Linked DNA regions of Homo sapiens: region 2 is linked to region 1. A link is a loop called in an ENCODE intact Hi-C map of the cell type or tissue named here. Cell type or tissue: B cell. All regions are shown on one strand. Each heading gives the region's core, and the rest is flanking DNA. Links, peaks and the distances in the headings are about the cores only. Region 1 has its middle 51 kb from the start of LINC01811. Region 2 overlaps LINC01811 (long intergenic non-protein coding RNA 1811).

Evidence for each region. Hi-C counts contacts between places; a loop is a spot of excess contacts. Peaks named below come from ENCODE experiments on the same cell type or tissue, not always from the same donor. Only the 100,000 strongest peaks of a DNase experiment are listed, where the experiment ranks them.
Region 2: it touches region 1 in a loop (3-fold over the local background); 2 of 110 quality-filtered maps call a loop at or near these places.

Annotation. Positions count from the first base shown.
Region 1 is chr3:34,100,057-34,116,657 of GRCh38, reverse strand. No RefSeq gene overlaps it. Among named protein-coding and RNA genes, the nearest start is that of LINC01811, 51 kb to the left of the region's middle. RefSeq lists an enhancer at 9,415-9,464. In B cell, for the core only: a CTCF peak has its summit at 9,664 (motif pointing left); a DNase peak (open chromatin) is centred at 9,677.
Region 2 is chr3:34,192,451-34,202,290 of GRCh38, reverse strand. The region is part of intron 2 of LINC01811 (long intergenic non-protein coding RNA 1811); the gene reads right to left. Among named protein-coding and RNA genes, the nearest start is that of LINC01811, 38 kb to the right of the region's middle. RefSeq lists an enhancer at 3,695-3,804. In B cell, for the core only: no CTCF peak of the experiment used is centred there; a DNase peak (open chromatin) is centred at 1,500; H3K4me3 peaks cover 1,833 bases; H3K27ac peaks cover 2,133 bases.

The DNA of each region.
Region 1 (16,601 bases), core at 8,492-10,991:
AGTATGGCCATTCCTCAAGGATCTAGAACTAGAAATACCATTTGACCCAGCAATCCCATTACTGGGTATATGCCCAAAGGATTATAAATCATGCTACTATAAAGACCCATGTATACGTATGTTTATTGTGGCACTCTTCACAATAGCAAAGACTTGGAACCAACCCAAATGTCCATCAATAATAGACTGGATTAAGAAAATGTGGCACATATACATCATGGAATACTATGAAGCCATTAAAAAGGATGAGTTCATATCCTTTGCAGGGACATGGATGCAGCTGGAAACCATCATTCTGAGCAAACTATCTCAAGGACAGAAAACCAAACACCTCATGTTCTCACTCATAGGTGGGAATTGAACAATGAGAACACTTGGACACAGAGCGGGGAACATCACACCCTGGGGCCTGTCGTGTAGTGGGGGGGCAGGGGGAGGGATAGCATTAGGAGAAATACCTAATGTAAATGACGAGTTAATGGGTGCAGCAAACCAACATGGTACATGTATACCTACGTAGCAAACCTGCACATAGTGCACATGTACCCTAGAACTTAAAGTATAATAAAAAAATAAATAAACACAGACAAATAAATTGATAAACTCTCCTTTCAAAAGACATACAGTGGCCGAATGGATTAAAAAAACAAGACCCAATGATCTGTTGCCTACAAGAAACACACTTCACCTGTAAAGACACACATAGACCTAAAATTAAGGGATAGAAAGAGATATTCCATACAAATGAAAACCAAAAAAGAGAAGGAATTGCTATACTTATACCAGATAAAACAGATTTCAAGACAAAAAAATATAAAAAGAGACAAAGAAGGTTGTTATTTAATGAAAAAGGGTCAATTCAGCAAGAAGATAAACAATTGTGAATATATATGTACCCAACACTGGAGCACCCAGACATATAAAGCAAGTATTATTAGAGCTAAAGAAAGAGATAGATCCCAATACAATAATAGCTGCAGATGTTAACACTCCACTTACAGCATTGGACAGATCATCCAGATGGAAAATCAACTAAGAAACATCAGACTTAATCTGCACTATAGGCCAAATGGACCTAATGGATACTTACAGAACATTGCATCCAATGATGCAGAATACACTCTTCTCCTCAGCACATGCATCATTCTCATGGATGGATCACATGTTAGACTACAAAACAACTCTTAAAACATTCAAAAAACTGAAATAATACCAAACATCTTCTCTGAACACAGTGGAATAAAACTAGAAATCAATAACACAAGGAATTTTAGAAACTATACAAACACATGGAAAATAAACAATATGCTCTTGAATGACCAGTGAGTCAGTGAAAAAATTAAGAAGAAAATTAAAAATTTTCATGAAACAAATGATAATGTAAACACAACATACTAAAACCTATGGGCTATAAAGCAAAAGCAGTATTAAAAAGGAATTTTATAGCTGTAAGTAAAAAAATTTCAAATAAACAACCTAAGGGTGTGCATCTTGAAGAATTAGAAAAGCGAAAGCAAACCAAACTCAAAATCAGTAGAAGAAAAGAAATAATAAAGATTAGAGCAAAAATTAACAAAACTGAAAACAATACAAAGATCAATAAAATGAAAATTTGTTTATTTGACAAGATAAATAAAACTGACAAACCATCAGCCAAACTCATGAAGGAAAAAAGGGAGAAGACACAAATAAATAAAATCAGAGATGAAAAAGGAGACATTACAGGCAGTATCACAGAAATTCAAAGAATCATTAGAGGCTACCAAAAGTTACTAAATTTATGAGCCACTAAATTGGAAAATCTAGATGAAATGGATAAATTCCTAGACACATACAACCTACTAAGACTGAACCATGAAGAAATCCAAGACCTGAACAGACCAATAACAAGTAACGAAATTGAAGACATAATAAAAAGTCTCCCAGCAAAGAAAATGTTAGGCCATGATGGTTTCACTACTGCATTTTACCAAACATTTGAAGAACTAAGAAGGGTAATGGGTAGGGGAGTGTGGATGGTTAATGGGTTCAAAAATATAGTTAGATAGAAAGAATAATATCTAGTATTTGATAGCACAACAGAGTGACTACAGTCAACAATAGTTTATTGTACATTTAAAAATAACTAAAAAAGCATAATTGCATTTGTTTGTAACGCAAAGAAAGGATAAATGCTCAAAGTGATGGATACCTCATTTACCCTGATATGATTATTATGCATTGTATGCCTGTATCAAAATATCTCAAACACCCCATAAATGCACACACCTACTATGTGCTCACAAAAAAATAAAAATTTAAGAATCAGTAAATAAGAAAATAAAGCAAATTAAAAAAGAGTGTGGTCTCAGCAGAAGTCAGCTTTGCCATCTCCCATTGGGAGCTTGAATATGAGTTGCTCCACAGAATTCCCTTCCCTCAAAGTGCTGGCTTTTGTTCCCACATGCAAGTCAACCATTAGCTATGTACTCTCCCTCATAGAGTACTTCTCTGGAATTAATAAATCTTTAGCAACCAACACACATAGCAGCTGAGGACTGGCTTCACCAGCCTCCTAAAGAGAATCTGAGCAAGAAACCACAGCATCCACCAAACAGGCTGAGTGTGGAATTAAAAGGAAAGAAATGAAGAAGAAGAAAAAGAAAGGCATGATGTCTAAAAACAAAGAGCTACAAAAAAGAAAGAAAAACATGGAAGAAATGTGAGGGGAAAAAAAGAAAATACAAGGCAGTTTTTTATTTCCAAGGGCTAACAGAAGATATCCTTAAAGACAACATGCATAATACATTTAGATGTGAAAGAAACAAAATTTAAATGAATGAGAAAGGAATAGTTAGGTTAAGCTTCTTGGTGAAAGGGATGGTTTAGTCACCATGGTTTACAACGACCCTGCTGGGCACTGCACTGTGGCAAAATCTGGTATGTTCAAGGCAGCAAGAATGACCTTCCTCCAAAACAATGCTACTTTTCTCAGAACAGGGAGTGAGGGGTAGAGTAACAGTCCTGACCAACCCATTAGGCCACCTCTCCTAAAAGCTCTGGTTAAGAGCCAGCAAGATGAGATGAACTGCCCCCAGAACACTTGAGGTCAGGAGTCTGAGACAAGCCTGGCCAACATGGTGAAACCCCATCCCTACTAAAAATACAAAAATTAGTCTGGCATGGTGGCACATGCCTATAACCCCAGCTACTCAGGATGCTGAGGCAAGAGAATCACTTGAACTGGGAGGCAGAGGTTGCAGTGAGCCGAGATCACACCACTGCACTGCACTCCAGCCTAGGCAGCAAAGCAAGACTACATTGCAAAAAAAAAAAAAGAAAAGAAAAAAAATTATTGAGACTTCCTCCTCCCAACCAAGAAAAAAAAAACAAACACCTTCTAGAAATGAGAAACACTGACACCGGGTAAATTTATTCTGTCCTGGCCAAGCCTTGGAGCTGTCCAAGGGGAAACTTTGTTGAGAGTTAGACTATGCAGATCTGAGGATTAGAACATATGTGTAGGCTAGATTTGTAAGGTTGAGAGTTGCCTCCATATAGCTGGTCTGAAGATTTGGAAAATCACTTGGTAATTACGTATAGAGTGAGGAGAAAAGGCCCAGGAGCACTTTGTGTCACAGAAGCCAAGGTAAAAATGTTCCATGGATAATGAAATGGTTCACTGCATTGATTTCTGCTGCGTCTTATAACATGAGCACAGAAAATGTCACTGGACTTAGTGATGCAGAGGTCATTGAGGATCCTCGCAAGAGCTAGGCATGATGAGGACAGAGGCCAGACTGGAGTGGGTTGAGAAGTATAGATGGGAGGTGAAAAATGGAGACAGCAAGTACACAAAATGCTCTGCAAAGTTTGTATGTGGAGGAGAGAAGAGAAATAGGGCTATATTTGAAGAGGGACATGTGTTCAAAAAAATGGGGAAGAGTTTTCTATTTTAATTTTCAAACAGGAGAAATTTGAGTGTTTTAAATACTAATAAGAAGGATTCCTGAAGAGGAAGAATTTTAAGATTCAGGAGAGGGAAGGAATAAAAGATAGAATATGATTCAAGAGACAAAGGGGAAGGGTGAAACCCAGTGAGTCAAGAAACTGTCCTTAAACAAATCTTGATCTTGGGAGATCTGTCTGGGCTGGAACTGTGAATACAGAATGGATCGGCCGGGCGCGGTGGCTCACGCTTGTAATCCCAGCACTGTGGGAGGCCGAGGCAGGCGGATCACGAGGCCAGGAATTCGAGACTCAGCCTGGCCAACATGGCAAAACCCTATCTCTACTAAAAATACAAAAATTGGCCGGGCGTGGTGGTGGGTGCCTGTAACCCCAGCTACTCGGGAGGCTGAGGCAAGAGAATTGCTTGAACTCCGGAGGCGGAGGTTGCAGTGAGCCGAGATCTCACCACTGCACTCCAGCCTGGGTGAAAAGAGCAAGACTCTGTCTCAAAAAAAAAAAAAAAGAATGGATCCTAAAAGTTAATGACTTTTATAGAGAGTGGCTTCACCCATGGGAGCATGGAGAGAGAGAAGAGAATAGAGGCAACAGCCAAACAGTGGGAGGTGCCAATGCTTAAGCAGAGAGGAAGGGAGCCAACTGGGAGACTGAAAAACAATGCCCAAAGGGATCATAAGAGAGTGAAGCTCTGGTATCATGCAACCCCTCCTCACCTCATGTCTGATTCACCAAAAATAGCCTCCTGGCTGGTTCCCTAACTATTTAATCCATAATATAGTGTCCTCCAGTCTACCACCAACACAGTGAGGCAGAGGATTCCGGAGCAGTTAACACAGAACAGACATTTGATGGGTGAAAGTAACAACTTGAGTTTCCAATTACCTCTGCATTGACTTGCTTTGTAAACTTGGGCAAGACTTTTTTCTTTCAATTTCAGCTCTCCCATGTGTAAAATGAGGACAGCATTTTCTTTAATAACCTCATAGGGTTGTCCTAGGAATTACATGAGTTACTGACTGTGAGAGCATTCTAAAGACTTGTAAATCACAATACAGGTATGAGAAATTATTATTCATCTTGAATCACTATTTGCTTCCTAGTTCATCCTTTCTCAAATAGTTCCACTGGCTCTCTTTCCTGGCTGCCAGCAAGGTAATAGATGGCGCTGTCAGCACCCAAACACCACTGCCCGTTCCTTCTCAGGTCGTTCCGAATCTGAGTCACAGTTAAGCAAATGTAAAGCACTTTGCAGGTAGAGTTGGCAAGATGTGCTCCATTTGCTTTTTGGCCCAGTCCTTTAATTGCACTTCAAAGTAAACAGTGCACTATAGGGTGAAGATTGGATTATAATTTGGAAAAAGAAAGAAAAAAGGAAACTGAAATGGTTCCAGGGAAAAAGGCACATTACACAAACTTAAAATAATTAGGAATATATATGATTTCTTAAGGGCATTAAGAACTGGAGCCTGCTTGCTAGACAGACCCATCACATCCTATGCTCCTGTACCGGGATTTCATGACCCTCTGTGATGCAATCCCAACACTAGTTGCCATCACTTTCATGCACATTATTTAAGTCTCCCTCTTGCCCACCAACATGCCTATTTCTGCCTTCACACCATCCTTTATAAGATGCTTTGCAAGTGCAGACTCTCAGCACTTGTCTGCTCAATTGATATGCCCAGCTCAAGCCTCCTTTTATTCAGGAAGCCTGACCTCCTTTTCTGAAGTTCCCCAGAATTTGGAGCCCAAATGACAGTTTGACACATAACTGTAGTGTCTCCCTGACTCTGCCATTATTTCAAGTGAACTGGCCTTATCTCTCCAACTAATATCATTAACAAATGATATGTTCTGGATGCTTTATAGTCATTATCTTATTCAAGGTGCACATTCTCCGCATTTTACATATGAGGAAATTGAGTTTCACATAAGTAAATTATTTGCCCAAAGTTGGCAGGTGTTGAGGCCTACTGGTTATGACTGTAAAGTTCAGCCTCATATTTCTTTTTTATCTTTCTTGTAGTTCCTACCACAGTGCCAGTTACAGAGGAGACAATTGGGTATCTGGAGAAAAGAATGCCAGTGCAAAAAATGCTGCTGAAAGGAAAGAGGAAGACCCCAAAGATCAATATTCTATTTCAAAAGTCCCTCTAGTACAGAGCTTATCACCATATTCCTGTCCCTAGCACAATAATCCTAAACTGGATTCTCAAATAGTTTGGAGGGGAAATGATGATTTTCTTTTCTGTTCACCATTAGACAGTATTTAATTTGCCAATATTAATATATCTAATGTTATTTTTTAATCAAAGCAGACTGTGATTTTCATTTTAAACAGAACAATACTTTCTGTGTCTTAGCACTTTAGCCTACCAGAGTGTTATTTGTGTCACTGGGAACTAATATATGCAGATTCAACACAATTAGCCATCACCATGGTAATTTTATGCCTTTTGTTTTCAGCTTTTGTTGCATATGCTCATCAAAGATATTGAAGCTTTACTCATGAAATAAAATTCATTACCTGCCTTTGGATTTAAGTGCATCATATTTAAAGAAATGTTTTCAAATCCTGATGGCATTCCATTTCTGTCTTACTTCTCAGGGATAAATAAAACGTGCTGTCTAGAACCAAGCAAGCAGCTTTCACTTCCCCTTCCTTGAACTGGTACTAGCAGAGTCTCCTGCAAAACAGTCATGGCTTTCAGTGGAAACATAGGCCCCTGAGAGCTGGAAGATCCTTCAAAGCCTTCAGGGTACCTTCTATTTGCTTGAATGACTTCAACTGCCGCACATGTTTAAGCTGAGTCTTGCTTTCTACATCAAGCAAAAGGCTAGGTGCACAGCTATGGTAGACTGTCTGCAAAATGGCAGCCAGCAATCTGCCCATCCCAGTACATGCATGACACTCATTCCATCAACAGGTGGAGTCTATTTCCCCAATCTTCATTCCAGGCTGGCCCTGTAACTTGTTTCAACCAATAGCATATGGGCTAAAGCAATGTGGATTTTTGGTTTGCTGGTTTGTTTGTTTTGTTTAGAGACAGGGTGTTGCTCCATCACCCAGGCTAGAGTGCAGTGGTGTAATCATAGCTCACTGCAGCCTTGAACTTTTGGGCTCAAGGGATTCTTCTGCCTCAGCTTCCCAAGTAGCAAGGACTACAGGTGTGTGCTACCACACCAAGCTAATCTTTTCTGTGTAGACACAGGGTCTTGCTGTTGCCCAAGCTTGTCTCAAACTCCTGGCCTCAAGTAAACCTCCTGCCTCAGCCTCCCAAAGTGCTGGAATTACAGGTATGAGTCACTGCACCAAGCTGGCAGAAGTAATATTACACAAATTCTGTAATCTAAGCCTTAGAGACCTAACAGTTTCCATTTTCACACTTTTAGGATCCAGCAGCTGTGTTAAAAAAAAAAAAAACAATGAGGAACCATCTGGAGACAGTAAGCCCTAGCCAGCTGCCAGCCATTCTAGACACCTAACAAACTCTCTTTTGCTGGCTTTGATGAAGCAAGGTGATAAATTAAAGAGGACTGCATGACAAGAAACTGAGGGCAGCCTCTGGCCAACTGCCAACAAGAAACTGAGGCTCTCAGTATAACAGCTCAAAAGACTCTGAATCCTGCCATCAGTCACGTTAAGTGAGCTTGGAAGCAGACTTTTCCAGTTGAGCTTTCAGATGAGGACCCAGTCTTGGCTGGTCCTTTGATTATAGTCTCATGAGAGACCATGAAACAGAGGACCCAGTTAAACCAGGCCCAAATTTATGCCCCACAGAATCTGTAAGATAAGAAATATGTGCTCTTTTATGTCAGTAAGCACTAAATAATTAATGCAAGTATATTGGAGTTTGGGGGGTTCTTGCCTAGGTATCAGTAAAATACTACTTTGGATCCTATTCTGTTATTGTGTGTTTAACTTTCTTGAGAAACCAGTGGACATAAGAGGTGATGAAAAAGGAAAGATTTGGCCATCTGTGGATTCTAATATTTTCAAAACTACATCCTAATCGATATTAAATATTACCCATATTTTAGAGTTGAGAAAACAGAGGATCAGAGAGGTTGTTATTTACTCAAGTTTCTCACTTCTACCAGTCTTCTAAGTCCGAATACAGTGCTCCATCCACTCTAACATGGCTGCCAGAATCATATCATTGCTTCAGAATCATTAAGCACAGGCTCTGATTTCAATAATTAAAGTATAAGCAGTCCAAGGGTAGGGCCTACGTCAGAGATGTTTTTGTTCTCCATGGTAGCAGAGGGGTGGTGCTGGATGGTGCTAAGGCACAGGCTGCATTGCCTTCCTAGCACTCCCACAATCTCCATCTTCCAGACAAACTTCTCCAAGGCCACCTAGCAAGATCAATTACAGGAATCCTTCAATCACTATCCAAATAAAGCAGTTCAAATTGAGAGTGTTTTCTGAATATAAAATGATCCAGCTATTTAACATACATTATTTTATGATATTAATAAAATTGAGTGTTCTGAGAAATGCCTTTTAAGTGAACCCAGTCTAAGTCCAAGGTTGTAGAAAGCTTTTAGTTTAAATGAAAATCCACTGGAAATGTAAAACATGTCAGCATTGAGTATCGAAGCGATGTCCAGCAGAATGTGCAGGACCCAGAACCTAGTACCCTTAGTCCATGCATCACTGTGGTCCATTTTGTCCAGTAGAGCTAGATAAACTTCAAAGGCTTCTGGGTGGAGGCTACGGGAAGCAGGGTGGGAAGCACTAAAAACTGAAAGATAACAGCTGCTTGCCTGCAACTAAACTCAAGAAAGGCTACAAGGTAAAAAGAGGAAGAACCGGAATTTCTTTTTTAAGTAAGTTTGAAACTCAGCAATATGTGACTAGCTATGTGACTTTGGGCAAGTCACTCTCCCTCTCCGAATTTAGTTAGGCAGAGATGATAGTACTTACCTCACAAAGCTCTTGGAAAAGCAAGCAAAAAATAGTGGCCAACCATGCTCCGTGAGCTGTGAGATGCTATACATATGTGAGGTATTGTTATCACCCAGAGCAGCAGCTGCTGCTATAGCAGTAGTGATCAAAATAGCAGTGATAAAACAAGGTAATACTCCTTAGTGGAACATTTTATATTTTGCCCACAGTAATGGATGCTCTCTGATTTAACACTGCTTCCTAAGTATCAGACATGAGGCTGCATCAAGATCCAATCAGGGACAGAAATCACACCAGTTACTCAGACAGAGAAAAATTATTATAAAGAATTGCTATCTTGATATAACAGTATTAACTCAGTAACTGAGGTAGCAACTGCAGGAAGCATCTACTGCTCTAAGGTGAACAACATTCATAACTTGCCTAGGACTGAAGAGGTTGCCAGGATACTGGAATTTCAGTTCTCTAAAACCTAGAAAGTCCCAGGAAAACCAGATGAGTTGGTCACCCTATTCAATCCCTAGAGATGGCAGAACACTGGGAAGATATTGGAATTGTTAAAACTTCAGAAGATTGGAGGAGGAGGCCTTCAGAGATGGGACCTAGACCTCTGAGGAGCAGGTGGCAACTGGCTGGTGTCGATGGCTTCATGGAGTTTCCCCAGTGAGGTTGGTTCTGTGAATGCTGGAAAACCTACCAAGTGTATTCAGCTGCTGCTATGGGAATGAGCTGGCTCTGCTAAGGTGAGAAAGCATTGCCAGGGTACTGCACAGAACAGTAAGGAAACAGGAAGAAGCAAATTCCTTCACCCTCTTCTGCCCCCTACTGGCAAAGCTTAACAAGGAACCAGTGGGCAAGGCAGAAATGTGGTTTGCAGAGACCCAGCCCCAGCATCACCGAACAGAGTTCAGGATGTTGGGTTGGAGCTGAGAGATAATAGCTTTATAACTGGCACAGTTAGCAAACACATGTAGGGAAGAAAATATCTATGGTAAAGGATTTAATCAAAGAACTTGCCTTTTTAGAAATTTTTCCCAAACTCCTGAATTCGGTCTACCTAGGAACTCAGAAAGAAGGCAATTCATGCAAAATGCTCTTCTCTCAGCTCCTGCCCTCTGTCCCAAATGACAGTCGGGTCATTTCTCTCCCCTCCCACCATTGTGGCACCCACCAAGGAACAATCTAGGGTGCTAGCAGTCACAGCAGCAGCCCTGACTCTTGGTCATGTGTCCTGGCCTTCTTCCAAGGAGCCATGTAGTCTGCTTTGCAAACTTTTAGACAGCTGAGCTGAGAGGAGCATTAGGCAGCTTTAAAAATTGATATAGTTCATTATTCTTTTATGAGCCAATGCAAATCCAACAGCACAAGGCCAAAGGCATGCACATGGGAGCGGCTATATCACTCTGCCCCATTCCTTGCAGATTTGACTCCCTAAAAGAGGACAAAGAGAGGGCCCAACAAATACCAGACACCACTCACCACCAGAGGAGGCACACTAGACAATAGTAACAAATGCGTGCCCCATTCTTCTGGCTCAGGACAGACAGCAGCAGCCCCCTCATCCTCCTCACCCTGCACCACCCCTACATACACCCCCACCTTTGGTCCAGCAATGGGAGATGAGACAAATAGCCCATAGGTGCAACTCCCATCTCCATCTCTGCTGCCCTGACAGATGGAAAACCTTGTTCCAGGGGTTTCTGTTCACATCTTTCCCAATTTGCACATTATTTGGCCTTATTTTCTCCTTTCCCTGTTTCTGCCCTCTATTCTTCCCTTTTTCCATCTCTTCTATTTTCCTTACTATTTGCTTCATCTCTTTGTCTGTCCATCTTTCCCTTGCTCCCGGGTCCATCTTCCCTCATTCTGTTTGTCTTTTTTCTTTATGTTTGTACATATATCTGTTTACATGTGCGTGTGTGTGTGTTTGTGTGTGAGTGTGTGTTTGAGTGTCCCTGATGGCTTTCTGTCTCCTATGTCCTCTGTGCCTCTCCTCGGTCACCACTTCCAGCTCCAATTTTTCTGGGTAAAAGAAGAGCAAAGTGTTTCTGTGCTCTGGGGAGGGGAGTACTCAACTTTGTCCCCTTTCTGCCTCTGCCAACGCAAAGAGGGAGCTGGGGCAAAGATTAGTTCAATTCAAGATACAAATATTGAGTCCAAGCCATGTGCCAAACAATGAACCACAGATGCATGGTTCAGCTCAGTGCTTGTTTATTAAGATGCCAGGCCACATGCTCATCACCAGGGACTCAAGGAAGAATCAGATGGAGTATATGTGCCACAGACCCCATGGTCTGGTGAGGGGAGCAGACCTGTGAAAGATGCTACATTGAAGACATCTAAATCTTGCTGGGGAAGGGGAAAGAAGTCAGTCAAGAAAGGCTTCTTGGAGAAGGTGATGCTAAATCTCGAAGAATGTGTACATGTTAACTAGATGGAGAAGTGAGAGAAGGGCATCCGAGGTGGAAGGCATATCATGAGCAAGAGCATGGAAGAAAAACAAAAGAGCATGAGGTATACAGAGACCCACAGGCAGTGCAGGGCACTAGAGCACAAAGACTGATGGGAGTGAAGGGAGAAGGGGCTGGATGGCCAGCAAATACTTGGGTCATGCAGAGTCTTATGAGCCAGGCTGTAGAGGATGCTGCCAGCACCCCCCCCCTTCTCCTGGCCCATTTTCTCTCAGCACTCACTATTCTTCCCAAATTCATCTGCCACTTACTGCCTGAAGGCATTCTCTGGCCACTGGAGCTGCTCAGGCCCTCTGCAGGGCAGATCAGAGTGACAGGTAATTAACACTTCTGGGAACACACTCAAGCAATGACCAATGGGAGTTTTTATGGGGGAAACCTGGGTTACCCTTTGGGTAACATCACTGAGGCACGTTCTAAACTGCCTCTCAGAGGCACTCCTCAGGAATAAGCTCCTATTGCCCCTGTGATATTCTGTCACCAGCACACCCTATATTGGCTGCCTTTCCTTCCCTATCTCACATACCCACCCCCTCTCAAGTTTCCTTCATCTCCCAAATAAGCTACTTGCACTTGGTTCTTTGTCTTAGGGTCTGCTTCGGGTACAACCCGACCTAAGACTCAGGCTAATGCAGCGCCTTACAGGAATGAGGGAGCCCATGAACACCTAAGTAGAGGAGTGGCACAGTAAAATCTATATTTTAGAAGGACACTCTGGTGGTTCGTTTGGAGAACAGATATGAGGTTCAAGACAGAGGACAATGTAAAAGTCCAATACAGTCTAGGATAGAGATGGGGAGAGCTCAGTGGGATGATGATAGCAGAGGTAAAGAGCAAGGGTCAGGTTCAGAAACACAGAGAAAGAGAGGGGTTTAGGATCAACAAGTTGCAATCCCTTCCCCTAATGTGTCAACAGAGTCTCAGAATTTAGTGTAATGGAAACCAAGAAAAATGTGAGGTCCAGCACCAAGAGCCTCAGAACAAGTTGCCTAACCTAGAAAAAGGGTCCAGGAGGAGGTATCAAAGGCATCTTAAGGATGATAATGCCCAGGATGAGTTGTGAAGAATGAGTAAGCGTTAGGCTGGCAAGAAAGTAGGAAAGGGATTTTAGGAAGGAGAAAGTGTGACTGTTAAGGAAACAGGAATAGTCAAGGAGGTTGGGGTATAGAATGAAGCGGGAAGCCCCTAAAATGGGCATGCAGCAAATACCCCAGAAGCCCCCTTCTCTTACTTCTGGTGTTCTTCCTCTTCCTGAGTCCAAGCCTGCACTAGATTCTACATGGGACCAGGCCCTGTCTTGCAGGTTGAGTGCCAGGAACCCACAGGCAAGACCCCCAGAGAGGCCCAAGAAACTCCACCAGCCTTGTGTGAGTAGATGCATACCTGGGCCGTGGTGCTGAGTCCTCCCCACTTCTGAGTCCACTGTCTATCTGGTGGATCCCACTCCATCCCCCAGCCTACTGGGGCACAGGTGTACTTCACACAGCTTCTGATGGAGATGAGGAAGAAAATCCAAAAGGGAAACCCAAACAGTCCAAAATATTCAAGCAAACACATAAAACACTGTCCACCAAACCTTCCCTTACAGCTAAAATAGAGCAACACTAATTTATTGATTTGTCTCCCCAGTTTCTCTGCTCCACTTCTGTGGAAGTGGTAATGAACAAAAGAGGGCTAGGAAAGGGGAAAGCAGGGAAAACAGTAGGTGTCAGATAAGATAAGAGTGCAGAAATCACCCCCTAAAGGAAACTCCTCAGGGAGCACAATTAGTTTATCTTCCGCCTTCTTTTGATGTTCTACCAAATGGCTCTTCATGCTTTCACCAGCATTTGAAGAAGACTTGCTTCTGAGAAAGGAAGGAATCACCATCTGTGGACAGCTTAGCTGTTGTCCCTGAAAAGTGTCAACTCTGCAAAGCAGGTGTTATTATTCCTGTTTTACAGATGAGGAAACAGCCTCAGAAAGGTTCAAGAACGTGTCTGAGGCCACTCAACGTGTCAGGAGCAATCAGAATTCAAACTCAGATCTGACTGACTCAGTTATTCAATACTGTTTTTTACCTATAGGTAATTTACAAGAATAAATTTGATTTGCTGTGGGTTTGGGACATTCTTCACCATCTTTCTCACCCTCGGTTTAAAACATTGTTTAGTGGACATTTACAATTTTTAAAAAGTCTTTTGCTTTTAAAAATAAATTTTGTGAAGCACATCAAGAGGCATTCCTCACTTTATAAGAACAAAAAATCAGGTAGGGGTGTTTATTTAGATACATAGCTATATCTCCTAATGTCCTCCAAGAACAGGAATCCTCTAGAAATTTGTTCTAAATCCTTCGTTCTTCTCCTGATAGTATTCTAGGAGAAGTGTGATCTTTGAAGTCAGACGTGGTTAAGATCTTGGCTCCACTGCTTAATAACTATGTGAGACATTGAACAAATCACTTGCCCACTCTGAACCTCACCATCCTTGTGTGTAAATTTAGTGCCTCATACAGTTTGTTATGAGGATTAAATAAAATGACATCTTTATGGTGCCTGGAATATACATGAAAATCCTTAATCCCTTCCTGTTTTCTCCCTTCCACACAATTCTACCCTCCCTGGAAAATGTCACCACTTCCATGAGCCCACAACCTCAAAACAAGGATGACATATCTCTTTATTTGTTTTTCCATGAATTTGAGCTCGCTCTTCACTCAATCCTGCTTTACTCTGTGCCTAAATGTGTTTAAGGTGCATTCCCTTAAGTTCTATTTGAATTACATAATCTTGGGTAGCAGAAAATAAAAGCATATGTCAGCCTTATGTAAGGGGATTCCCCCTTGCAGAAATTGTTTGCATCGCCAAGGGACGCACAAAAGTATACGGTTCAGGAAATAAGCATGCTTGGCTTAAAATAGAAAATGAGTCATATAATTCTGCATCAAACAGTGAAGTTTAATTTGGGAATTGATTAAAACCTGCTTGACTAAGTCATATAAAGAAGTTGGGTCACTGAGATGCAACAATACTGAAATTAGGTCAATTAATAACCTTATAGTGGCATTGAAGTGTTCAAGTGAAAGGAACAATTGCACATCTCTCACTTTAAATCAAAAACTAGAAATAATTAAGCTTAGGAGGAAGGTACATCGAAAGCTAAGACAGGCCAAAAGCAAGGGCTTTTATACCAAACAGACAAGTTGTGAATGGACAGGAAAAGTTCTTGAAGAAAATTAAAGTTGTTACTCCGGTGAACACATGAATGACAAGAAAGTAAAACAGACTTATTGTTGATAGAGAGAAAGTTTTAGTAGTCTGGCTAGGTCAAATCAGCCACAACAATCCTTTAAGCCAAATCCTAATCTCCAGCACGGCCCTAACTCTCTTCAATTCTATGAAGGATGAGAGGGGAGAGGAAACTGCAGAAGAAATCTTTGAAGCTAGAAGAGGTTGGTTCATGAGGCTTAAGGAAAGAAGCCATCTTCATAACATAAAAGTCAAGGTGAAGCAGCAAGTGCTGATGTGAAAGCTGCAGCCAGTAATCCAGAAGATCTAGCTAAGACAATTCATACAGGTACTACACTGAACAACAGATTTTCAATGTAGATGGAACAGTTTTCTATTGGAAGAAGATGCCATCTAGTACTTTCATAGCTAGAGAGGAAATGTCAATGCCTGGCTTCAAAGTTTCAAAGGCTAGGCTGACCCTCTTGTTAGGGGTTGGTGAAGCTGGTGACTTTAAGTTGGAGCCAATGTTCATTTACCATTCTGAAAATCCTAGGGCCCTTAAGAGTTATGCTAAATCTACTCTTTCTGTGCTCTATGAATGGAAAAAAAAAAGCCTGGATGACAACACATCTGTTTACAGCAGGGTTTACTGAAGATTTTAAGCCCACTGTTGAGACTTACTGCTTAGGGGAAAAAAAAAAGATTCCTTTCAAAATATTACTGCTGATTGACAATGCACCTGCTCACCTAAGAGCTCTGATGAAGATATAAAAGATTAATATTGCTTTCATGCCTGCTAACACAACATTTGTTCTGCAGTCCATAAACCAAAGAGTAATTTCAAATTTCAAGTCTTATCATTTAAGAAATACATTTTGTGAGGCTATCACTGCCATAGTGATTCCTCTGATGGATCTGGGCAAAGTAAATCAAAAACCTTCTGGAAAGGATTGACCATTCTAGATGCCATTAAGAACATTCTTGATTAATAAGAAGAGGTCAAAATAACATTAACAGGAGTTTGGAATAAGTTCATTCCAGCTTTCATGGATGACTTTGAGGGGTTCAAGACTTCAGTGGAGGAAGTAACTGTAGTTGTGTTTGAATTAGCAAGAGAACTAGAATCTGAAGTAGACCCTAAGAATATGACCAAATTGCTGCAATCTCATGATAAAACTTGAATGGATGAGCTTTGCTTCTTATGTTTGAACAAAGAAAATAGTTTGAGATAGAATCTTCTCCTGGTGAAGATTATGTGAACATTATTGAAATGACAACAAAGCATTTAGAATATTATATAAACTTAGTTAATGCAGCAGAGGGGTTTGAGAAGATTGACTGCAATTTTGAAAGAAGTTCTACTATGGATGAAATGCTATCAAACAGCATTGCACACTACAGAAAACTATTTTGAGAAAGAGTCAATCTATGTGGCAAACTTCATTGCTGTTCTGTTTCAAGAAATTAACACAGCCTCCCCAACCTTCAGCAAGCAGCAACCTGATGACTCAGCAGCTACCAACATCGAGGCAAGACCCTCTACCATCAAGATGATCATGACTTGCTGAAGGCTCAGATGATCATTAGCATTTCTTAGCAATAAAGTGTTTTTTAATTCAGATATTTACATTGCTTTTTAGACATAATGCTATTGCACACTTAATAGAGTACAGTATAGTGTAAACATAACTTTTATATGCACTGGAAAGCCAAAAATTTTGTGTGACTCACATTATTGCAATATTTGCTTTATTGCAATGGTCTGTAACTGAACCCACAGTATCTCCAAAATATACCTGTATTTGAAAATAATGTCTTTCTTAGTTGTTTATTGCAATGTTCTACAAATGTTATTAAGCAGGATTTGTTAATTAAGCTTTCTAATCTTTTAATTTTAATTTTTTATTATACTTTAAGTTTTAGGGTACATGTGCACAACGTGCAGGTTAGTTACATATGTATACATGTGCCATGTTGCTGTGCTGCACCCGTTAACTCATCATTTAACATTAGGTATATCTCCTAATGTTATCCCTCCCCCCTCCCTCCACCAAACAAC
Region 2 (9,840 bases), core at 24-2,523, 94 kb before region 1:
ACCATACTGAAAAGATTGAAAATGAAGGTTTTTAACACAGACACAGGGAGGAGAACAACACACACTGGGGCCTGTAGGGGAGAGGGGAGGGGGAAAGAGAGCATTATGAAAAATAGCTAATATATGTTTGGTTTAATACCTAGGTGATGTGTTGATAGGTGCAGCAAACCACCATGGCACATGTTTACCTATGTAATAAACCTGCACATCCTGCACATGTACCCTGGAACTTAAAATTTTTAAAAAAGAGAAAGAACAAAAGAAAAAGAAAAATATAAAAGAAAATGAAGGTTTTAAAGGGCCATGTGAATTTACTGTAGCAAAATAGTTTTAAAACAACTATTAGCACTCTCAATTTTCATTAATTATATCTATAATTTAAAAACTATTAAATCAATCTGGCCTGTTGAATCACTGCATAATTCTTCCAGGCATTAAGATTACATTAATTTGTAATACACCACCTTCCACAGGAGTTGTATTTCATATTTTATAACCCTCCCCAAAACACACACACACACACAAATGCTAAATTTGTTAACTTTCTTTTCAAGGAATGCACACTTTTACAACATGGATTACACAATTATAGAGCAAGCCCATGAAACCTAAAGTACATTCCATGATACATTACTTCACTGGGGGCATTAGTAGGTAGTCCATGAATAAAGGGCACAATATATAAATAACTTTGCGAAACGCTGGACTGAGCAGATAGTTTTACTTACTGCAGGATTTTTCAAAGCTTTTAGTATCCTAATATGTTTGTGAATCCCAAATTGCAGCCAGCCCTCCAGATCACATTTGCTTCATCTTTCATTTATCCATCATATCTAATCAGATATTTAAGTTCCCTCTAGCTTCTTCCTCTTCCTTCCTTCCTCCTCACTGTGACCAGCCAAGTCTTAGTCCTGGTCCTTTTAATCTACCAGCCTCCTACCTGACCACCTTGCCTTACTTCTCATCCCCCAAGTCAGTCTTCCATAACAGGGGTCAGAAAACTGCAACCCACAGACCAATGCCAAACAGTTCCCTGTTTATTCATAGTTGATAAGCTAAGAATATTTTTATATGGTTACATTTTAAACAGTTACATAAGCACCTAAATAGTATCCTCATTTTGTGTCTTTTTGCAAAGCCTAAAGTATGTACTATCTGGCTGTTTAAAAGAAAGTTTGCTGAGTCCTGCTTGACACCCCTGTCAGATGCATTTATCCTAAATCGCCTGTACTTTTTGTGGTTTCTTCTCACAAGTTATAATGGCTCCTGCTTGTTTAGCCTCAATGACAGAAAACCATGAACAAGGAAAATCCTCTCACTCACCAAGCAGGGAAGTGAGGTCCTTCTTTTGATTTTGGTAAAGAGAAAAATTGTTGTCCTCTGCTGACTCCAGTGCAAAATTAAGGTACACTAAAAGTATAGAAAGTCCCTTTCTGGGGATACAAAAATGTGCACCAGAGAGTGGTAAACAAAGCATGACCAATTTTGTCAAAGCAGAATTACCAAACAGGAAGCAGAAAGTACAGGCAGTGATGCACTGACAAATGTCTCACAGCTGGCTTTCCACTGAGATGCAGGAAAGATTTTAATACCCTAATTAGAGGTGAGAAGCCTCGATGTGTATCATTGCTAATTTCCATGGTGTAAATGCTCCCACCATGCTGGTTTCAAGTTACAAATAAGACACCATGGAACAGAGTTGGGAAGAGATACACTTAATGGGCTTTTACCCTAGTACAGCAGGAACAGAGCAGGAACCAAAGCAGGACCAAAAGAAGCAGGGTCCCATTTCTCTGGGCTTCTGCACCCTGATCACTCAGGAGAAAGGCCAAGCCACCTAGGATAGTGGTTAGAAATCAAGTCGACAGCCAATCCTTGAGACCAGCCTGAAGTTTGGGAAAGTATTTCATCTGCTCCCTTTATGATTTTTGCCTGGGGGCTGGGGAGGTCCACCTTGTTCCTATGCTGAAATTCCTTCAATTTTTTCCACAATGAAGAAAGTTCTTGAAAAGGAAAGCAAGGAAATACACTTATCCACCCCACAGGCCAAATGCCTGATGTCAGACCCTTTCCTTGGGTCTGAATTTGAGAACTATGTAAGAGAAGGCATCAGAAAGAGAAAATTAGAAGAAAGGGAATGAGCTATTATCAAGTGTTTTTCATTAGACAAGAGGTTCAGGGTTCCATAAACTTGGAAGGAATAAAATCCATCTTTATTTTCACTCTTCTTTAACAAGTATTCGGCATTTTCTTCATTTACAAACGTAGGTTATAAACCCACAATGTGATTTTGTCAACAATAGAAATGACAAATATTTCCATGTACAGTATTACAGTTTGGCAGGTAAATCAAAATATCATTTATGTGCTTCTTTACCTCAAATTATAGTAGTTATCAGACCCTCAGCTTGATCTCTTATTTTTTAATACATGAACAAAGAAACATTACATTCTAACACATTTATTTTACCAAAACCTTTTGATAAATGTATCATAGTGTTGCTTTTGTAATTCCACATATTTTGTTTTATAAGTTTAAAAGTAATTGTTCTAGGGGTCCATAGGCTTCACCAGACTGCCAAAAATATATATAGTCAATAAAAGATTGAAATCCCATGGAAGACATTCTAAATATGTTAGTTTATCTAACCATCAAAATGATGCTATGATAAGTTTTCTTGTTCTGCTTTCACTGGTGAAACAAAAATTGAGTGTTAAAGAAGTTAAATGATGACCCCAAGCTTATTCTGTCATTACATGGCAGGGCCAGTAATTGAACTCCAAGTGGCTTGACGCTCTATTGCTCTTCCAGGCCCCTTCACTCTTCTGCTTGCTCCACTGGTAAAAGGAAGGAGGATTTGCTCAGTGGTCTTGATCAGGCCCCAAGTCTCTGAAAAGGTCTCTTGGCTGCTACCAAGTCAAGAGCCCCAGAAAGCAGGCCAGCAGGATGTTACAGAATGGGCAGAAAAGTAGACTCCCAGTGCTATCATTATCCCTCCTGGAGTGGCTCAGCTAAATTAAGCCAGGCCTCAGGGACCCCATCCTCCAGACGTGCTGCAGGGACCTAGCCTGACTATGTGCAGAGGCCTGAAGGGTGTATGCCTCTCCATTATAGAGACAGGTTCCATGGGTTTCGTTGCATACCTCAGCTCAGTGCCAGGGAGCAGGAACAGTATGAGAAGGAGGACTTCCAGGAGAAAAGATGGGGAGGAAATAAATTTTCTCTGGGCTTGTGCCTCTGTCCTGCAGAGTGACTTTACTTCTGTTCAACCATCATCCGTTGGGTCTTCTATGCCAATAATTTGTGAAATACTGAGATGCAAAAACAAGTTGTAGTTTCTACCAACAGGAGCTCATGGCTTAGGGGCAGTTACATGTACTGCTAGCTAATTCCAGGGTCCTTTGATGCTAATTCAGAAATCCCAGGGGGATGCAGAGATGAGAACAATCTCAAGACAGTGAGATAAGAGGAGCAATACAGGGAAGTGCAACAGGATGACAAAGAGGAGTTCATACTGGTTACTTAAGTAAACAACAGAAGTTTCCACCAAGGGCCTGAAAAGATGAATAGGAGTGTTCCCTGCAGGGTGGAGGACTGAATGGTGAACAGGTGGAAATAAGACTGGACTAAAGCACAGCTCACCTTCAGCAAGAGTGCTGAGTTCAGATTCCCCCAAAGGCAGAGCTGAGGCAAGGACTTGAGTGCAGGTGGTTTATTTGAGAGGATATGAAATTGAGGGAGTAGTGAAAGTAAGACAGAGAAGGAAGAAAAGCCAGTATAGAGGACATTTCTGAGTTGTTTACCACCGTAGGCAACAAGGGCTCAATGTACTAGGGGCCTGCTATAAAACCACATGGAACTCATCTCAGCACTGTTCCACTGGGGAATTGGGAGGCCTGAGTGGTTGAGATGAGGTTTGCTCTCAGGGAAATCAACTCCATCATACTTTTCACATTCTGCCTGCATGCAGCTGAGTAGCCTTTGGTGGTTTTGGAGACAGTAGAGAGCCACCCCTCTCTGCACTTGTGTGATGTTGTCTAGTTCATGGAGGGGTTCACCAAGGTGTGCTGAATCCAATAGGCTGAGAGGATGGGAGACATCACAAGAATCTACTACTACCAACATATGGCTTCTCCTCCCTGGACCAGAGGGAAGGAAAAAGAGTAAAAATAGAGGCTGAGAATCACACAGGAACCAAATGCTGCTCAGTCTCTTCCTGAGATTTGGACTGGGAGTTTATAAAACAAAACCAGTCCCTTTTGAGCCTTGTAAGCTGGAAGAAGCTGTTTCAGAGAGTCCTAATGTTTTGAATAGAGCAGGCCTTACCCAGATTTGAAAGTCTGAATGAAAGCCCCCTCCCCACTCCCAAATATTTTCCCCCAACTAAGCCCAAATTTTTCACTTCAGTTCCTGCCAGAAATCCTATCAATTAGATATTTATTTTCATATATTCTTTTTTGATATCAAGCAAATTATCACAATTTCACGTGGTTTCAGAAAATAAGTGCAAAAGGCTCAGGAATTATCCTAAGGAATAAAAATTTTTTTAAGTATAAAGATGTTCATTATAGCATTTTTTATTTTTATGTTTATGTGTTCAATATTCATTTTTAATGAGACAGAGTTAACACACAATAAAATGCACCGATTTTAAGCAGTTTGATGACTTTTGGCAAATTAACACATCCTGCTCTCATAACCACACCACAATCAAGATGTAGAACATTCCATTACCCGCAAAGTGTTCCTATACTCTGTTTGAAGATGATCCTCCTAACTCTGATGCCAGGCAACACTCATGTGCCTTTTATAACTGTAGATTAGTTTTGCTGCTGTAGAATGTCACATAAATGAAATCACACAGTATGTACTGTTTTAGGTCTGGCCTCTTTTATTCAGTATAATGTGTGAAATTTACCCAGGCTGTGGCATGCTTCAGTAGTCCTCTCCTTTTTGTTGCTTAACATTATTTCACTGAATTAATACACCAGAAATATTTATCCATTCAGCTATTGATAGGCATTTAGGTTGTATCCAGTTTTTGGCTATTATGAATCAAATTGCTATGAACATTCTCAAACAAATCTTTTTGTAGAGATGTTTTTATTTCTCTTGGGTAAATATGTAAGGGTGGCATTACTTGGTCATGGGATAGGTGAATGTTTACCTTTACAAGGAACTGCCAAAACTTTTCCAAAGTGGTTTTACCAGTTTTATACCCCCAGCAGCAATGTATGAGAGTCTCAGTGTTTCTGCATCTTTAACCACACTCCATATTGCGCGTCTTTATTTTATTTTATTTTTTTAACAGAGTCTTGCTCTTGTCAACCAGGCTGGAGTACAGTAGAGTGATTTCAGCTCACTGCAACCTCCACCTCCTGGGTTCGAGCGATTCTCCTGCCTCAGCCTCCCAAGTAGCTGGGATTACAGGCACCCACCACCACACCTGGCTAATTTTTTGTTATTTTTAGTAGAGACGAGGTTTCACCATGTTGGCCAGGCTGGTCTTAAACTCCTGACCTCAGGTGATCTGCCCACCTCAGCCTCCCAAAGTGCTGAGATTACAGGCGTGAGCCACCACGTCCAGCCAAGTGTTTTTAATTCTAGCCATTCTGGTGAATATGATCTAGGATCTCTTTGTGGTTTTAATTTGCATTTCTTGAATGACTTCTTATGTTGAACAGTTTTTGTGTGCTCATTAGCTATTTCCGTATTTTTTTTTTTTTTTTGAGATGGAGTCTCACTCTGTCGCCCAGGCTGGAGTCCAGTGGCACGATCTTGGCTCACTGCAAGCTCCGCCTCCTGGGTTCACGCCATTCTCCTGCCTCAGCCTCCCAAGTAGTTGGGACTACAGGCGCCCGCCACCACGTCTGGCTAATTTTTTGTATTTTTAGTAGAGACAGGGTTTCACCATGTTAGCTAGGATGGTCTTGATCTCCTGACCTCATGATCCTCCCACCTCGGCCTCCCAAAGCGCTGGGATTACAGGCGTAAGCCACCGCACCCGGCCTATAATGTTTTTTTTAAAAAATGAAACTACCTACATGGGGCAGGGTGAGGGGGCTCACACCTATAATCCCAGCACTTTGGGAGGCGGGGGTGGGCTGATCACTTGAGGCCAGGAGTTCAAGACAAGCCTGACCAAAATGGTGAAACCCCATCTCTATTAAAAATACAAAAACAAGCCAGGCATGGTGGTGCACGCCTGTAATCCCAGCTATTCAGGAGGTTGAGGCAGGAGAATCACTTGAACCCGGGAGGCAGAGGTTGCAGTGAGCCAAGATCACATCACTGCACTCCAGCCTGAGCGACAGAGTGAGACTCTGTCTCAAAAAAAAAAAAAAAAAAAAAAAAAAACCCTACATGTCAGAAAATAGAGGTTACATATTTACATATACAACATATACAACAGACTTCTTAAGCCTTCCACCAAGATACGGCAAACCATCCTTACCTAATTTATAATTGTGCCTGGAGTTGAGGTTGTTCAGACAGTTCTCATCAATATTCTATAAGTATCCTTTGTTAGCCGTTATTTTCCTCTTTACCTTTATGACAAGTGTCAAGATTTTGATTCTCAGTTTTTGTGATTTAATAATTTTTTTCAAGGAGTCAGTTTCAAATATGTTCTGCGGTTGACATGCTGCAATATATAGTACATACATATACGCATATATATAATTGCTTAAAAATAGCTCATGTGGTCTCATCTATATCATTATGATGAGATAGAGGAGATATTCACATTGGAATCTTGGTGGCTAGACAGATATTCATTGAGTAAGAATGAATTTTTATGTTACTAAATTAAAATTTTCCATTAAAAATTGTCCATAGGGACCAGGTGCAGTGGCTTACACCTATAATCCCAGCACTTTGGGAGGCCGATGCAGGCAGATCACATGAGGCCAGGAGTTCGAGACCAGCCTGGACAACATGGTAAAACCCTGTCTCTACTAAAAATGTAAAAACTAGCCAGGAGTAGTGGTGCATGTCTGTAATCCCAGCTACTCGGGAGGTTGAAGCGTGAGAATTGCTTGAACCTGGGAGGCAGAGGTTGCAGCGAGCTGAGATTGCACCAGTGCACTCCAGCCCGGGTGACAGAGTGAGACTTGAATCTATCTCAAAAAAAAAAAAAAAAACAACAACAACACATTGTTCATAGGATGCACTTAACCATGAACACAAACTACTGACCACTTAAATTAGGACTTCAAAATAACCAGAACTTTGATAAAGAAGAACCCACAGGAAGAGGTCATAACTGGAGATTTTTAAATACATGTTTAAAATAGCGATTTTAGAAATGATATGAGTACCGATGATAATAAGGTCTAGAATTTGCCATGGGTGAGGTAGCTAGAAAGCTGTGTGCTGATAAGCTATAATGAAGGAAATTATTTTTGGAAGTCATCAAGAAACCTGGAGGATAAGGCATTTGAAGTTTTATGCAGGTAGATGCTAATCTTGCACATAATATTTGAAGTTAGAAAAACTGGTCCTTGGTCCCAGATCTGCCTCTTATAGGTTGCATAGTCTTTTTCTCAGCTATTAATATAAAATGGTGATGACGATGATGATGATGGTAGTGTCCGGCAATGATGATATCAGACGATGATTATATTAGTGGTGACGACAAAAATGATGACTGATTAACTTGCCTATTCACAGCCTTAAGGACAGTATCTATGAAAGCAGTTTGTAAACTGTAAAGCTCAATACAAATATAAAATGTTGCTCTTATAATTTGAGGCATCACTTGGTCAGTATATTAGCTGGGGTTCAACCAGAGAAACAGAACCAGCAGGAGATATATATTAAGAAATCTGATTGCAAGGAATTTGCTTATGCAATTGTGGGGACTGGCTAGGCATGTCCAAAATCCACAGATCAGGCCATAGGAAGAGTAAGCTGAACCTTCAGGCACAAGCTGAAGCAGTCCAAAGGCAGAATTTCTTCTTCTGGGAAGCCTCAATTCTGCCCTTAAGAGCTTTCAACTGATTGAATCAGGCCTACCCAGATTATCTAGAGTAATTTCCATTGCTTAAAGAAAACTGATTATGAACTTTGACCACATCTGCAAAATGTCTTGACAACACCACCTAGATTAATGTTTGATTGAATAATGGGGGACTATAACCCAGACAAGTTGACACATAAAACTGACAATCACAGTCACATACTATTTTGTGTTCATGAGTTACTTATTTAGCTTCTTTGAGCCTGGGTTTCTACATCTCTGAAATGGGAATCACTGTCTTCTTCACAGGGCAGTCATGAGGATCCAGTGGTATCCTGTGTTTAAATGAATATTAACCATAGTAGTCCACCTTATCCGCAGGGGACACATTCCAAGGCCCCTAATGGGTGCATGAAACCACAGATAGTACCACACCCTATACTGTTTTTTTCTATACGTACACACCTATGATAAAGTGTAATTCGTAAATTAGACACAGTAAGATATTAACAACAATAACTAGCAATAAAATAGAACAGCTATAAAAATATAGTAGTCCCCCCTTATCCCTACAGGATGGCCTCCCAGACCTCCAGCAGATGTCTAAAACTGTGGATAGCACTAAACCCTAGCCAAGGAACATCAAGGCCACCTTTTCACTTAAAGGAAGCACTCACTTTACAGCTTCTCTTTGGTATATCCAAATTGCCAGCATCACTACTCTTGCACTTTGGGGCCATTATCAAGTAAAATAAGGGTTATTTGAACACAAGCATTGCAGTATTGCAACAGTTGATCTGATAACCAAGGCCACTACTAAGTGGCTAATGGGCAGGCAACATTACAGTGTGGAAACGCTGGACAAAGGGATAATTCTCATCCCAGGCAGGACAGTGTGAGATTTCATCACACTACTCAGGATGGAATTCAATTTAAAATTTATGAATTATTTCTGGAATTTTCCATCTAATATTTTCAGACTGTGGTTGACCAGAGGTAACTGAAACTGCAGGAAGTGAAACCATGGATAAGGGGGGACTACTGTATAAGAGTGAAAATTAAGGAGCTATCAACACCAGGAAATTAAGTTTAGCTAGCTAACTCATAGAAATGAAACCTAGACCCTGGGCCTCCCTGGTACCAGTTCTTAGTTAACAAGAAAAAAAAAAATTACCACCTACCCATGTATCTCACTGATAACGTGTATAAATTTGTCAGCTACCTAAGAGACTGAGTGTGATTGAAAATAGTGTGATTCACACCACAGTTCTTTAAAAAATAATTCTCATGTAAACAATGTTTTAAAATGTTTCACTAACACCAGCCTGTCATCCAAGCTGACACCCTTCTATGGTCCTGGACAAGGCTCAGTTCCCTTGCTTTGTCCTTGGGGAGCTGAGCAGAACAATTGCTTTGAGTCTCACAATCTTCTGAACCAATTCAGCTTCCTAATAATGATATTTAAATCAAACTCACTTTGAGTAGATGGCTGAGCCATCTCCTTTATGAAGGAGAAAAATCCCTAGCACATACCATAAACCCCACATAAACCAAGCAATATCAAATATTCAGATCAAGGTGAATAATATGCAAAATAAAGATTTCTTCTACATGTACAATAATGGTGCTTTGGAATTCATTTTTCAAATTTGCGTCTTAAAGTTACGTTCTCCAGGCCAAAAAATAATTGCAAGTTCATCTCAGCAGGTTGAGAGAAACTCAGATTTTGTCTGAGAAGATACTTTTGCAATTTGTGGAGGATGGCATTTGGGAGGATATTAGGTTCTACAGTAGTTAGGATCAGGCGTTAATAGCCACATGTAATCAGATCCAAAATAACGCTAAAGCTAATGGAAGATACAGCTTTTGTCAATTCTCA